2 separate regions of the Homo sapiens genome follow, and region 1 is linked to region 2. Evidence: read pairs that join two places in POLR2A ChIA-PET (ENCODE). Cell type or tissue: Panc1. All regions are shown on one strand. Each heading gives the region's core, and the rest is flanking DNA. Links, peaks and the distances in the headings are about the cores only.

Region 1 (7,663 bases), core at 1,791-4,290, 250 kb after region 2:
AGCAAAACTAATACATATTTACTACGAGAAACCTTTAGAATTAAATTTTCTTTCTTTCTTTCTTTTTTTCTTTTTTTTGGAGATGTAGTCTTGCTGTGTTACCCAGGCTGGATTGCAGTGGTGCAATCTTGACTCACTGAAACCTCTGTCTCCCAGATTCAAGCAATTCTCCTGTCTCAGCCTCCTAAGTAGCTGGGACTACAGGTTTGTGCCATGACGCCTGGCTAATTTTTGTATTTTTAGTAGAGACACGGTTTTGCATGTTGGCCAGGCTGGTCTTGAAATCCTGGTCTTAAGTGATCCGCCTGCCTCGGCCTCCCAAAGTACTGAGATTACAGGCGTGAGCCACCACACCCGGCCTATGTTATTTCTTTGTTAAAAAAAAAATATCAAGACCCAACAGTAAAATGACAAACAAGGCTAGGCATGGTGGCTCACACCTGTAATCCCAGCACTTTGGGAGGCTGAGGAGGGCAGATGGCTTGTGCTCAGAGTTTGAGATGAGCCTGGGCAACGTGGTGAAACCCCATCTCTACAAAAATTTAAAAAATTAGCTGGGTGTGATGGCATGCACCTTAGTCCCAGCTGCTTGGGAGGCTGAGGTGGGAGGATCGCCTGAGCCTGTGAGGTGGAGGTTGCATTGAACAGAGATCTTACCACTGTACTCCTGCCTGAGCAACAGAGTCAGATCCTGTCTCTCTCACTCACACACACACACACACACACACACACACACACACACGACAAATAATTAAAAGCAGGCAAAGGATTCGAATTGACATCTCTTCACAGAAGATAGACAGATGGCCAATAAGTGCATGCAAAGATACTCAACATCATTAGTCATTAGTGAAATGCAAGTGAAATGCTCAACATGTTGGCTCCTGCTTATCCCAAATATTTTGAAAGGCTGAGGTGGGAGGATTGCATGAAGCCAGGAGTTAGAAACTACCCTGGGCAAAATAACAATACTCCATGTCTACAAAAAATACAGAAATCAGCTAGGCATGGTGATGTGTGCCTGTGGTTCTAGCTACTCAGGAGGCTGAGATGGGATGATTGCTTGAGCCCAGAAGTTCAAAGTTGTAATGAGCTGAGATTGTGCCACTGCACTGCAGCCTGGGCAACAGAGTGAGACCCTTTCTCAAAAACAAAAAAAACACAAAGAGATACTACTTTATTCCCACTAGGGTAGCTAAAATAAAGACAGATGATAACAAATGCTAGTAAGGAAGAGGAGAAATTGGAACCTTCGTAAGTTGCTAGTGGAGACATAAGATGGTGCAGACACTTTGGAAAACTGTTGGGCAGTTCCTTAAAATGTTGAACGTAGAGCTGACCCAGCAATTTCACTCTTAGGTAATTCATTTGAAGAGAAATGAAAACATGTTTCATGTAAAAACTTGTAAACAAATGTTCATGGCAAGATTACTAATAATAGTCAAAAAGTGGAAACAACCCAAAATGTCAGTGAGCTAATGAATAAAATGTGATTTATCCATACAATGGAATATTTTTTGTGATAAAAAGGAATAAACTAATAATACATGCTGCAATATTAGGTGAACTTTGAAAACATAATGCTGAGTGAAAGAAGCCAATCCCAAAGACCATATCGTATGATTCCACTAATGTGAAGTGTCCAGAATAGGCAAATCCACAAATTCCAGGAGTTGGGGCCAGGAGGGGAAATGACGAGTGACTGTAAATAGTATGGGGTTTCTTTTTGGGGTGATGAAAATGTTCTAAAATTAGATAGTGGTGATGGTTGCACAGTTCTGTAGATATACTAAACTTCATTACACTGTATATTTTATTTTTATTTTTATTTTTTATATTTTTTTGAGACAGAGTCTCACTTTGTTGCCCAGGCTGGAGTGCAGTGGTGCGATCTTGGCTCACTGCAACTTCTGCCACCCAGGTTCAAGCGATTTTCCTGCCTCAGCCTCCTGAGTAGCTGGGATTACAGGCGCATGCCACCATGCCCAGCTAATTTTTGTATTTTTAGCAGAGATGGGTTTCACCATGTTAGCCAGGCTGGTCTTGAACTCCTGACCTCAGGTGATCCACCCGCCTCAGCCTCCCAAAGTGCTGGGATTACAGGCATGAGCCCAGCCAAATTGTATACTTTAAAATAGTAGATTTTATGGTAGATAAATTATCTGACACAGTAAAGCTGTTAATAAAGAGTAGTTTGAATAGCTTTTGCCTTCTTGTGTAACTTGACAGAGTAAGCATCTTTTCTTTGCCTTGGAGAGTTGTCACACCCCCTGTAATTTGGATGATCTTCTAGCATTTTATCTTTTGGGCTGTCAGTGTCATGAAATACTGAGAATTCCTTTATAGCATTTTTGCCAGGATCACTTCTTCTAGGGTATCTTATCTTTTTTGTCACTCACCACTTTTATCTTTTATGTTGGTAATTTGCTTTCACTAAGTTCCTCAACACTGGCATTGTCAGCCTTACTACCACAGTCAGCTTTCTTCTATAACTCCATTTATGTTCTATTTTATTTTCATTTCCAGCATTATCACTTTTCATTTCCTGTTTACTTTTATATCTTTGCCAATTATCTTGTTTGATTATTCTTTTTTGTAAGTAGTCATGTGGGTTTATTACTGGAAGACAAGGATGCAATGAAACTGCATACTTTGCTGTCTGCAGTTTAACTGAATAAACAAATGACTAATAGGTTGTGTTTACATTTTTTAAAAATTTATTTATTTAATTTTTTCAAGCAACAGGATCTTCTGTTGCCCAGGCTGGAGCGCAGTGACACAATCAGAGCTTAAACTCCTGGGCTCAAGCAATCCACCCACCTCAGCCTTCCGAGTAGCTGGGACTATCTCGGCAGTATGCCGCCATATCCTGCTAACTTTTAAAATTTTTTTGTAGTGATGGGGGTGTCACTGTGTTGCCCAGGCTGGTCTTAAAATCCTGGCTTCAAGTGATCCTCCTGCTTCAGCCTCCCAAAGTGCTAGGATTACACACCATGCCAACTAATAGATTTTGAAAGAAGTATTGTGGTTAGTCATTGTTACTTTTGTCATGATTTGTGGATCAAAGAGCTAGAAATAAAGTTTTTACTTCATGCAGTTAAATTTATTATATAGTGTCAACTGAAAGTTGAGCTTTGTTCTTGGGGAATTGGTATTATTTAACTGTACTGTGGTAACTGAAATTCATACATACTAAAAATGCGCAAAGCAGGGACCCCTTGTAATACCGTATTTTGTTTCTAAGTAGCAAATTTCATAGGTATTAGACAATAAAATTCTAATAAATGAGAAAAATTTTGTATTAAAACATTTAAGACTTAGTTTTTCTATTAAAATTTTTCCCAGTAATATATCAGATTATGTATTTATTACCTCTTCCTTCTTTGGTTTATATTTATAGGAAGTTGGTATGCCAGCGGATTATGTAAACAAGCTTGCTAGAATGTTTCAGGACATAAAAGTATCTGAAGATTTGAACCAAGCTTTTAAGGAAATGCACAAAAATAATAAATTGGCATTACCAGGTATTATTTTATAATTACATGTATATATTTTTTAAACTTAGAAGAATATCTTTGTTTTCCAGTAAATTAAAAATAAACCTCAGCAGTAATAGATCGAAAGATGTTATGAAGTCCATTTCCGTGGAGACAGCTATCAAAGCAGTGTGTTAGATTTACAGATCTTTATTTCAAAACAAAAGGACACTTTTAACAAAATCTTTATAGTCTTATTGATTTTTCACCCAAAGTTACCCTGTATTTATTTTGAATTTTATCCATTGTTAATTTACTTTATATTCCTGATATTCTTCTCTATAGCTGATTCAGTTAATATAAAAATTCTGAATGCTGGCGCCTGGTCAAGAAGTTCTGAGAAAGTCTTTGTCTCACTTCCTACTGAACTGGAGGACTTGATACCGGAAGTAGAAGAATTCTACAAAAAAAATCATAGTGGTAGAAAATTACATTGGCATCATCTCATGTCAAATGGAATTGTAAGTAGATAGTGTGTTAGTTATTTCAGCTTTCAGTTTGGATGAAAGTAGCAGGACTCCGCAGAATTGCTTAAACAAAATAGATTTTTGCCTCTCTCACATGTAAAAGTTTGAGCAGAAATAGTGAATTTTTTTCATGAAGTTGATAGGGACATAGGCTTCTGGTTATACCATCATACTTAAGATACTGCCGTTGTCTACAGAATTCAACATGATCCCAACTATCTCAGTATTCCTGGCAACAGAAAGCAAAAGGTGAGGGTAGCTTACACCTTTCATTAGGGACAACTTCTAGAAGTTTCCTCTGTCATTTTCCATTTGCATCCGCCAGTACTCAGTCACTTGGCCACATTTTGTTACATGGAAAGCTGGGAGATGAGCGTGTATTCTGGGCAGTCATTAACGTCTTCTAAAATGTTTATTACTGTGAAAGAGTGGATACTGGAAGACAGCAACCTTTTTCATATATAAATTCATGTCATAGATATTAAGAGAGAATCATCATGAGATTCTTTATTAAAAATCTGTTTTATCTATTATAGATAACATTTAAGAATGAAGTTGGTCAATATGATTTGGAGGTAACCACGTTTCAGCTCGCTGTATTGTTTGCATGGAACCAAAGACCCAGAGAGAAAATCAGCTTTGAAAATCTTAAGCTTGCAACTGAACTCCCTGATGCTGAACTTAGGAGGACTTTATGGGTTGGTTTATGTTTTTTTGTTTTTAAGACTGTATCCTCTCATGTAGCAGGAAATATATGATTGGCTTGTAATATATTAGTAAATTCATAACAGTTTCAGAATGTCTTATCAAGAAAAATAGAGGCCGGGCACAGTGGATCACGCCTGTAATCCCAGCACTTTGGAAGGCCGAGGTGGGCAGATCACTTGAGGTCAGGAGTTCGAGACCAGCCTAGCCAACATAGTGAAACCCCATCTCTACTAAAAATACAAAAATTAGCTGGGCGTGGTGGTGGGCGCCTGTAATCCCAGCTACTTGGGAGGCTGAGGCAGGAGAATCGCTTGAATTCAGGAGGTAGAGGTTGCAGTGAGCCAAGATTGCGCCACTACACTCCAGCCCAGGCAACAGAGTGAGAACTCCGTCTGAAAAAAAAAAAAAATTATGCACACACACACACACACGAGATATTTATGGAAAAAATAAATTGCAAATAGGCAAGTTACCAAGGCAGAGAAAAGTGCTTCAAAAAAAAGGAGAGGCTGGGGCAGTGGCTCATGGCTGTAATCCCAGCACTTTGGGAGGCCAAGGTGGGAGAAGAGGATTGCTTGAACTCAGGAGTTTGAGACTAGCTAGGCAACATAGTGCAATCCCATCTCTAAAAAAAAAAAAAAAAAACAAATTAGCCAGCTTGGTGGCTGTATCCCCAGCTACTTGGAAGGCTGAGGTGGGAAGATTGCTTGAGCCCAGGAGGATGCAGTGAGCCACAATCACACCACTGCACTCCAGCCTGGGCAACATAGTGAGACCCATCTCAAAAATTTTTTTTTTTAAAAAAGAGAAAGATTGAGTTGGTATTTAAGTGTTACCTGTGAGGAATGTGACCAGCTATGTACTTTTTTTTTTTTTTTTTTTTTTTTTTTGAGACACTCTTGTCGCTCAGGCTGGAGTGCAATGGCGCAATCTCAGCTCACTGCAACCTCCGCCTCCAGGGTTTAAGCGATTCTCCTACCTCAGCCTCCCAAGTAGCTGGAATTACAGGCATGTGCCACCACACTCAGCTAATTTTATATTTTTAGTGGAGACGGGGTTTCACCATGTTGGTCAGGCTAGTCTCAAACTCCTGACCTCAGGTAATTTGCCCGCCTCGGCCTCCCAAAATGCTGGGATTACAGGCCTGAGCTACTGTGCCTCAGATACATACTTAATTTTTATACTGAGAATGTGTTCAAAGATTTTATGATAATCAAAAATCTAAAAACTTTGGTCTGTTTGAGGACTTGTAGATTGTACTCATTAGCCCCCTGCTCACAACTACATTTTATTACTACTCCATAGACCTCTTAAAAGTTCCAGGTTTTTTTGTTGAGACAGAGTCTTGCTCTGTCCTCCAGGTTGGAGTTCAGTGGCACAATCTCAGCTCACTGCAACCTCCATCTCCCAGGTTCAAGCGATCCTCCCACCTGAGCCCCCCAAGTAGCTGGGACTACAGGTGCATGCCCCACGCTGGCTAATTTTTGTATTTTCAGTAGAGACGGGGTTTTGCCGTGTTGCCCAGGCTGGTTTCAGACTCCTGAGCTCAAGTAATCTGCCTGCCTCAGCTTCCCAAAGTGCTGGAATTACAGGCGTGAGCCACTGCACTTGGCCTGAAGTTCCAAAATTAATTATTACCTATGGAGGAAATAGCTGGTATATAACTGGCAGATGGTGTTTACTATGGTCCTGTGTGACCAATCCCAGTTTCTTGTCTTACTGTAAAGAGAGCATTTATTGCTTTCTCATAACCAACTCTTTTCACCTCTTCTCTTTCCTCATTATGCATTCAAATGTTATATTCATGGAAGTACCACACATTTTAAGTTTGTGTTTGTAATCTTTTTCTTGCCTATGTTGATTATGTGGGAGAATTGATCTTAGTATTCCATACTGTTTATAGATGCTAATTGTTTTCTCCTTATTCTTCATAGTCTTTAGTAGCTTTCCCAAAACTCAAACGGCAAGTTTTGTTGTATGAACCTCAAGTCAACTCACCCAAAGACTTTACAGAAGGTACCCTCTTCTCAGTGAACCAGGAGTTCAGTTTAATGTAAGCTCGTTAGTTGATCTAAAATAAAAACACCTTGTTTGAATTTTAGCACTTTGTTTTTTGCAAAATAATTGTTTTCCTTACATTATATTTAAAACATTATATACTGTCATCACTCTAAACTTACATCATTTAGTTGTTTATGGAAAATATTAATCAGATGTTTACTTTTCTATATTTTTCATTGATACATTTTTGGTCTCTGACATTATACTGTATTGCATTTCATCTTTCAGGTTGATATCTTTTTGTGCTCTAAAGCAACTTTATTCAGAGAAAGCGTTTTTTGTGTTGTTTTGTTTCGTTTTTGTTTTTGTTTTTGTTTTTGTTTGTTAAGACCCAGTTAGGCAATAACACTGAATCCTAACCCATATATCTTCAATTAGCTAGTCACTTTCATGGCAATATAAAATATTAACTTTGTTTTTACAGAGAATGTAGTCACTTGTTTTATTAACAGGTTAGTTATCATGTTTAAGGAAAATACATAGAGTTTGTTTTAAAGCAATATGTAGGTTATTTGTCATTTAACCTTTAAACAGTTCTGATATTTTAGCATATTTTTAAATCTTTTCTCTCAGACATTGTTGCTATAATAGGATTTTTAAAGTGTTTTTCACCATAAAATACTTGATGCAATTCTTTTTGTAGAAAAAATGCAAAGGTTCAGAAAAGGGGTAAAATCAACTTGATTGGACGTTTGCAGCTCACTACAGAAAGGATGAGAGAAGAAGAGAATGAAGGAATAGTTCAACTACGAATACTAAGAACCCAGGTTTGTAATGTTGACAGAATGTCTGAAGTTTAAAAAAACTTTAGTTTTTTTTTTTTTTTTTTAAATTTTGAAATCTTTTTTGAATTTAAAAGCATGTAGGGGCTAAGTGCAGTGGCCCACACAT
Region 2 (7,663 bases), core at 1,836-4,335:
AAAATACAAAAATTAGCTGGGCGTGGTGGTGTGCCTATAACCCCAGCTACTCAGGAGGCTGAGGCACAAGAATCACTTGAAACTGGGAGGCAGTGAGGCAAGATTGCGCCACTACACTCCAGCCTGGGCGACAGAGTGAGACTCCGTCTCACAAAAAAAAAAAAAAAAAAAAAAAAAAAATTAAAGCTTGACTGGAAGTTGTTTTACAGGATTTCTCATATACAGCTGGTGGAAGTGGAAAAAAAATTTTTAATTTTTTTATTTTTTGAGCCAGAGTCTCACTCTGTTGCCAGGCTGAAGTGCAGTAGCATGATGTCAACTCACTGCAACCTCCGCCTCCTGGGTTCAAGCAGTTCTCATGCCTCAGCCTCCCAAGTAGCTGGGATTACAGGAAATGTGCCACCATACCCCTCTAATTAAAAATAAAATTTTTTAATACCGCCTCACTCTGTCACCCAGGCTGGAATGCAGTGGCGCAATCTCAGCTCACTGCAACCTCCACCTCTTGGGCTCAAGCGATCCTCCCACCTCAGCCTGCCCAGTAGCTGGGACTACAGGTGTGTACCGCCATACCTGGCTAATTTAGGAGTGGAAATTGGTACGACTGCTTTGGAAAACAGTTTGGCATTATTTTATGAAGTCTAACAATCACCTGCCCTATAAACCAGCAATTCTGCTTCTAGATATATGTATATGTGCATGTCTGTGAATGAAAGAAGCCCTTTACACATGATCAACAGGAGATCTGCATAAGACTGTTTCTAGAAGTCTGTATACAATAGCAAAAAACCCGGAAAAAACCCAAATGCCCATCAACAGCATGAATGAATAAAGTGTGGTATATTCACAGGAAAGAATATTACAAAGAGTCAAAGTGAGTGTTTGTATACAGCATCAGCACCTGCAACAATATGAATTAATTTTATCAACGTGATATAAGGGGATATAAGTCTCACCAGATTATAGAGCATGATATCCTTTTTATAAAGTCAAACATGATAATAAAAGCATACTTTTTAGAAATACAGAGGTACAAAGCAATATTAAAATGAGAGCAAAGGAAGAGTGAAAGGAAAATTCCAGATTGTGACTATCTTTGGTCTAGGTACATGTAAATTCTAGCTTTAGGACTGGTGATGCGTTTACGGGAACTTACTATATTAAAAAAGCAATTGAGGCTGGCCAGGCACAGTGGCTGATGCCTGTAATCCCAGCACTTTGGGAGGCCGAAGTGGGCAGATCACCTGAGGTCGGGAGTTCAAGACCAGACTGACCAACATGGAGAAACCCCATCTCTACTAAAACTACAAAATTAGCTGGGCTAATCCCAGCTACTCGGGAGGCGGAGGCAGGAGAATCGCTTGAACCCAAGAGGTGGAGATTACAGTGAGCCAAGATCGCACCATTGCACTCCAGCCTGGGCAACAAAAGCGAAACTTTGTCTCAAAAAAAAAAAAAAATTAATTGAGGCTGAGCAGAGTGGCTCACGCCTATAATCCCAGCACTTTGGGAGGCCAAGGTGGGAGGATCATTTGAGCCAGGTGTTCAAGATCAGCCTGGGCAAAATAGCAAGACCCCATTTCTACAAAAATTTTTTTAAAATTAGGTCTAGAGATGCACCCCTGTAGTCCTAGCTACTCTGGAGGCCAAGGCAGGAGGATCACTTGAGTTCAAGGCTGCAGTGAACTATGATCACACCATGGCACTCTAGCCTGGGTGACAAAGTGAGACTCTGTATCTTAAAAAAAAAAAAAAAAAAAAAAATATATATATATATATATATATATATATATATATATATATGTATATTAATTAAGCCATTCATGAGCCCACAATGAGAGTGTGTCATAGGCCAGTGATTATGATTAATCCATTTCCATGCAACTAGGGTCTAAAAAATAAATAATGCTCCCAGAAGATGCATTCTATTTATCTGACTTTATATACTCTTTGCCATCCCTAGAGATACAAATAATCCAGAACAGGCCTAGGGATAGACTGCCCAAGGTCTGTTTTTTGTTTGTTGCCCTATCGCAAAAGACAGAAAGGTACAGTGAGTAAGAGCACAGGCTCTGGGGGCCAGACTGCCTGAGGGGGAAGCCTGGTTGCATTCCTTACTACTGTGTGACTAACACTGTTAGGCAAAATTACCTCACCTCTCCGTGCTCCAACTTTCACATCTGTGAAATGGCACTAGCCATTATAGTATTATAATACCTGCCGCAGAAAGTTATTATAAGGGCCAGCCACGGTGGCTCCCGCCTATAATCCCAGCACTTTGGGAGGCCGAGGCAGACGGATCACCTAAGGTCAGGAGTTTGAGATCAGCCTGGCCAACATGGTGAAATCTCTCTACTAAAAATACAAAAATTAGCCGGGCCTGGTGGCATGCACCTGTAATCCCAGCTACTCAGGAGGCGGAAGCAGAATCGCTTGAACCCGGGAGGCGGAAGTTGCAGTGAACTGAGATCGCCCCACTGCACTCCAGCCTGGGTGACAGAGTCAGACTCCTTCTCCAATAAATAAATAAATAAATAAATAAATAAATAAATAAATAAATAAATAAAGTTATTGTAAGAATTACACAGGCCGGGCGCGGTGGCTCACGCCTGTAATCCCAGCACTTTGGGAGGCCAAAGCGGGCGGATCACAAGGTCAGGAGATCGAGACCATCCTGGCTAACATGGTGAAACCCCATCTCTACTAAAAATACAAAAAAAATTAGCCAGGCGTGGTGGCGGGCACCTGTAGTCCCAGCTACTCGGGAGGCTAAGGCAGGAGAATGGCGTGAACCCGGGAGGCAGAGCTTGCAGTGAGCCGAGATCACGTCACGGCACTCCAGCCTGGGCAACAGAGCGAGACTCCATCTCAAGAAAAAAAAAAAAAAAAAGAATTACATGAGTTAATTCACCCTGAGATCCCAGAATAGTGTGGTTGCTCAGTGCACAAAGTAAGCCTTACTCAACAAATGTTATTATTATTTTTATTTCTTGCTTCATATCACAGTGAAAAGCTTAGGAAATGCTCTTCCCCCAAGTATATCCTAAACACTTCTGGAGTAGGAATATCCCCACAATTCTCTGGGAAGATCTACTGCACCCATGCAGCACAACACCATCCTCCTTAGTAAGGCTGTGTTAGACTGAATAAACAGAATCTGTTTTTTCCTTAAGTACCCTTACATTTTTAAGAAATGACTAGAAGGTTCACACTTGTAATCCCAGCACTTTGGGAGGCCAAGGCGGGCAGATCATCTGAGCCCAGGAGTTCAAGACCAGCCCGGGCAACATGGCAAAACCCAGCTACTCGGGAGGCTGAGGCTGGAGGATTGCTTGAGCCTAGGAAGTCGAAGCTGCAGGGAGCCATGTTTGTGCCACTGCACTCCAGCCTGGGTGACAAAGTGAGACCCCATCTCCAAAAAACAAGAAAGGAAAAAGAAATGACTAGAAAGAAGTTTTGGATTTACCTGTGGTTTTTCATGGAATCTCTCTGTGTATCATTAACATAAATAACCAAGTTTTTGTGACACATCACTTGTTGGATGGCTTTCAATAACATAGGCTCTGGCTGGGCACGGTGGCTCATGCCTGTAATCCCAGCACTTTGGGAGGCTAAGACAGGCGGATCACTTCAGGTCAGGAGTTCAAGACCAGCCTGGCCAACATGGTAAAACCCCATCTCTACTAAAAATACAAAAATTAGCTGGGCGTGGTGGTGTGCACCTGTAATCCACGCTACTCAGGAGGCTGAGCCAGGAGAATTGCTTGAACCCAGGAGGCAGAGGTTGCAGTGTGCCAAGATCGCGCCGTTGCACTCCAGCCTGGGCGACAGACTGAGATTCTGTCATAAATAAATAAATAAATAAATAAATAAATAAATAAATAACATAGGCTCCTGTCATTATCCAAAATAAACAGCTCAAAATCTCTGGATTCAAAGCTTTTATAATTTATAAAAATGAAAACCATTCAAATCTTTATTTGGGGTCTATTTATACTTTGACTACAAGCAATTCTAAGAAACTGAGTTATCTGGTTTCTACGGTGTTAATACAGTAGAAATCATAATTTAGAAAGAACACAGGGTTCCAGAGATATGATTGGTAACAGAAAAAAAAAAATCACATGTGACAACCTGGGAGAAAAAAGGCTGAAAAAAATCAGACAAATAATCCATATCAACGCCCATGAACGTATTGTTGCCTCTCAGCAGAAAAAAGTGAATGATGATGATCCTGAATCATGAAGAAAACATGATACCACGATAAAGGTACTGTTTATCAAAAGAGTAGTCTCATATATTTGTCTTAAATATGCCATGAAAATTTTTAAGTAATTTTTTTTTTCTTGGCAAAATCTCCAGGATTAGTTGCAAATGGACCCAATAAGTAACTAAATGGCTTGGCCTACCCTAAGACAGTTGTTCAGTACAAACCAATTAATCCTCAAAGAATTGCTGCCAAAATTATAAATAAATGAATTAGCAGAAGTTAACAATCCATTACATAAATAGTGTCATTCAACTAGATTTAAAAGTGAATTTTAGGCTGGGAGCAGTGGCTCAAGCATGTAATCCCAGCACTTTGGGAGGCCAAGGTGGGTGGATCACTTGAGGTCAGGAGTTCAAGGCCAGCCTGGCCAACACGGTCAAACCCTCTCTCTACAAAAATACAAAACTTAGCTGGCATGGTGGCGGGCGCCTGTAATCCCAGCTACTCAGGAGGCTGAGGCAGGAGAATCGCTTGAACCCGGGAGGCGGAGGCTGCAGTGAGCCAAGATCATGCCACTGCACTCCAGCCTGAGTGTCAGAGCGAGACTCTGTCTCAAAAAAAAAAAAAAAGTGAATTTTAATGCTTAAAAGAATGAGTTTTAAATTATCTGGAAAATTAACCTGTGTGAAATGATTTGTTCTCTCTGATGATCTTCAGTAAATAATGGCATAGGTTTTCATAGCTTTTCTTTTACAGATAGGGACTTACCCTGTCGCCCAGGCTAGAGTGCAGTGGAGTGCCTTTGAAATACTGGACTCACAATCTCAAGTGATCCTCCTGCTTCAGCCTTCCAAGTAGCTAGGATTATAGGCCTACACCACTGCACATGGCTAATATTCTATTTTTTATTTTTTTGTAGAGACAGGAGTCTCGCTTTGTTGCCCAGGCTGGTCTTGAACTCCTGAGCTCCAGAAAGTTTCCTGTCTTGGTGTTCCAAAGTGCTGGGATCACACCCATGAGCAACCTCACGCAGTCTACTACAGCTTTTTCATAAAGGTACCAAAACTTGCCTACACAAGCAATTTCCTGGGGAGGCAATTCACTTCTTCCACAAATGTGGCTACCTTCAGAAATAATCTCTGAAAGCTATTCAGAAATAGCCTAATTTTTATTTCAGTCTTAACTCATACATATCATGGGAGGAATTGCTACCATTTCAGATCTGTGCCAGGCATAAAGTACTGCAGGAACTTCAAAGATGAATTATCATCTCTGTCCTTAAAAAGGCACTCTCCCAGGCAAGTGATAATTATACTTAACATTACAATATGAGAAGTGCAATGATGAGGTAGGAACAGGTACACAGAGGGGCACCCAACTGAAAATGTGTGTCAGGAGGGACAGAGGAAACAGGGAAGAAGATTTCCTAAGTTGGTGCTAACAGTGAAAGCAATCCCAGGAGGGAACTACAGGTGCAAAGGCGCAGGTATGGTGTGCACAAGGGAATCACCAGCAGATCAGTGTCTCTGAACCAAGTGCCAAGTGAGAGAGGGACATTCTGGGAGGTGAGCCTGGAGAGGGAAGTGGGCCAGTGATGGAAAGCCTCCTACCTCATGTCGAGAAGACTGAACTCTCACAAAATGACAAGTGCCAAATGATTCCATTTATATGAAGTATCTAGAGAAGTCAAATTCATAGAGACAGAAAGTAGAACTGTAGTGGCCAGGGGCTGGGGAGGGGGAGTGCAGAGTTATTATTTGAAATGTGCAGAGTTTGGGATAATAAACAAGTTCTGGAAACAGATATGGTGATGATTGCACAGTATTACAAATGTACTTAATCCCCCTGAATGATACACATAAAAATGGCTAAAATGGTACATTTTATGTTATGCATATTTTACCACAATAAAAAAGAAAACTTAAAAAAAGTATTATGTTCAGGTAAAGAGGAAGAAGAAAAAGGAGAGAAGGGTGAGGAGAGGAGGAGGGGCAGCAGTTTGAGCTCTAACCAATAAACAGTGGCTTTCAGATTTGTTTTAGCTGCAGAGCCCTTTCTTCACACAGCATTGGTATAGACTTAATATTTGTCTCCTCAAAATTCATATGTTGAAATTTAATCCCTAATGTGATACTATTTGGAGGTGGGGCCTCTGGGAGATGATAAGGTCATGAAGGTGGAGTCTACATAAATGGGATTAGTGTCCTTACAAAAGGGACTCCAGGGAGCTCCCAAATCCTTTTTACCATGTGAGGACACAGAAAGAAAACAGCTGACTATGAACCAAAGGACACCAAACCTGCAGGCACCTTGGTCTCAGACCTCCCAGCCTCCAGACTGTGAGAAATAAGTGTCTTTGGCTTGGAAGTTATCCAGTGTACAGTATTATTGTTATTAATCTGGCATAAAAGCCCAACTATAAAACGATCAATAGCAGCACACCCTGGTGGGTGCCAGAGGCCAGCCCAGAAGCCCACCAGCTCCTATCCCCTACTTGTTTCCCATGGTGAACCCTAAGGAACCTCCAGGGAACCCCAAGAGCTCCTCCGGTTTGCAAACCACTAGGGTAGGTGATGGGAAGAATCCCAAAAGGTTTTCAGCCTGAGCATAATGCAGTGAGATTTCTTTCTTTTTTTCTTTTAATTTTTTTGAGTAAACTAGTCATATCACATGAGATTTTTGAAAGAGTAAAGCAGCTCTGGATTTTAGAAACAAATGAAACTATCTCAGCTCTGCCTCTCACCAGCCAAGTGTCCTGGGTAAGTTACTTACCTGCTCTGTCTGTCAAAACAGAATAAAAAACCTATTTTTGTAGGATTGTCATGAGGATTGATGAAATATAAGTAGGGTGCCTGATACACAGCGAATTCTCATTTGATGACAGCCATTAATACTCTTTCGTTTTATTAGGCATCACTCTGACTTCTGTGTAGCGAGATGATTGGGGTCGGGGATAGATGGAGGCATGGATGGAAGCTATTACAACAGTCTAAGTGAGAGATGATAAAGGCTTGAACTGAATTAGTCACAATAGGGATTGAGGCCAGGTGCGGTGGCTCACGTCTGTAATCCCAGCACTTTGGGAGGCCGAGGTGGGCAGATCACCTGAAGTCAGGAGTTTGAGACCAGCCTGGCCAACATGGTGAAACCCCGTCTCTACTAAAAATGCAAAAACTAGCCAGGCTTGGTGGCAGGCACCTGTAATTCCAGCTACTCAGGAGGCTGAGGCAGGAGAATCGCTTGAACCTGGGAGGCGAAAGTTGCAGTGAGCTGAGATTGCGCCACTGCACTCCAGCCTGGGCGACAGAGCAAGACTCCGTTTTGGGAAAAAAAAAAAAAAAAAAAGACAATAGGGATTGAAGGGGGAGGTGGACTCTAGGACTATTCTGGAAGCGCTGTCAAGACAGGGAATAAGCACTGACTTCCTTCAAGTCAACCAGAAGAAAGAAGCAA

Evidence for each region. ChIA-PET counts read pairs that join two places held together with the same protein. Peaks named below come from ENCODE experiments on the same cell type or tissue, not always from the same donor. Only the 100,000 strongest peaks of a DNase experiment are listed, where the experiment ranks them.
Region 1: POLR2A ChIA-PET joins it to region 2 with 6 read pairs; 3 of 35 experiments call an interaction of 5 or more read pairs at or near these places.

The regions. Positions count from the first base shown.
Region 1 is chr11:108,090,991-108,098,653 of GRCh38, forward strand. CUL5 (cullin 5) reads left to right here. Exons shown (of 19, transcript NM_003478.6): 14 at 3,401-3,524; 15 at 3,822-3,997; 16 at 4,540-4,701; 17 at 6,646-6,764; 18 at 7,416-7,539. Among named protein-coding and RNA genes, the nearest start is that of ACAT1, 27 kb to the right of the region's middle. In Panc1, for the core only: no CTCF peak of the experiment used is centred there; a DNase peak (open chromatin) is centred at 2,801; H3K4me3 peaks cover 289 bases; H3K27ac peaks cover 713 bases.
Region 2 is chr11:107,842,106-107,849,768 of GRCh38, forward strand. The region is part of intron 1 of SLC35F2 (solute carrier family 35 member F2); the gene reads right to left. Among named protein-coding and RNA genes, the nearest start is that of SLC35F2, 13 kb to the right of the region's middle. In Panc1, for the core only: no CTCF peak of the experiment used is centred there; no DNase peak of the experiment used is centred there; H3K27ac peaks cover 1,699 bases.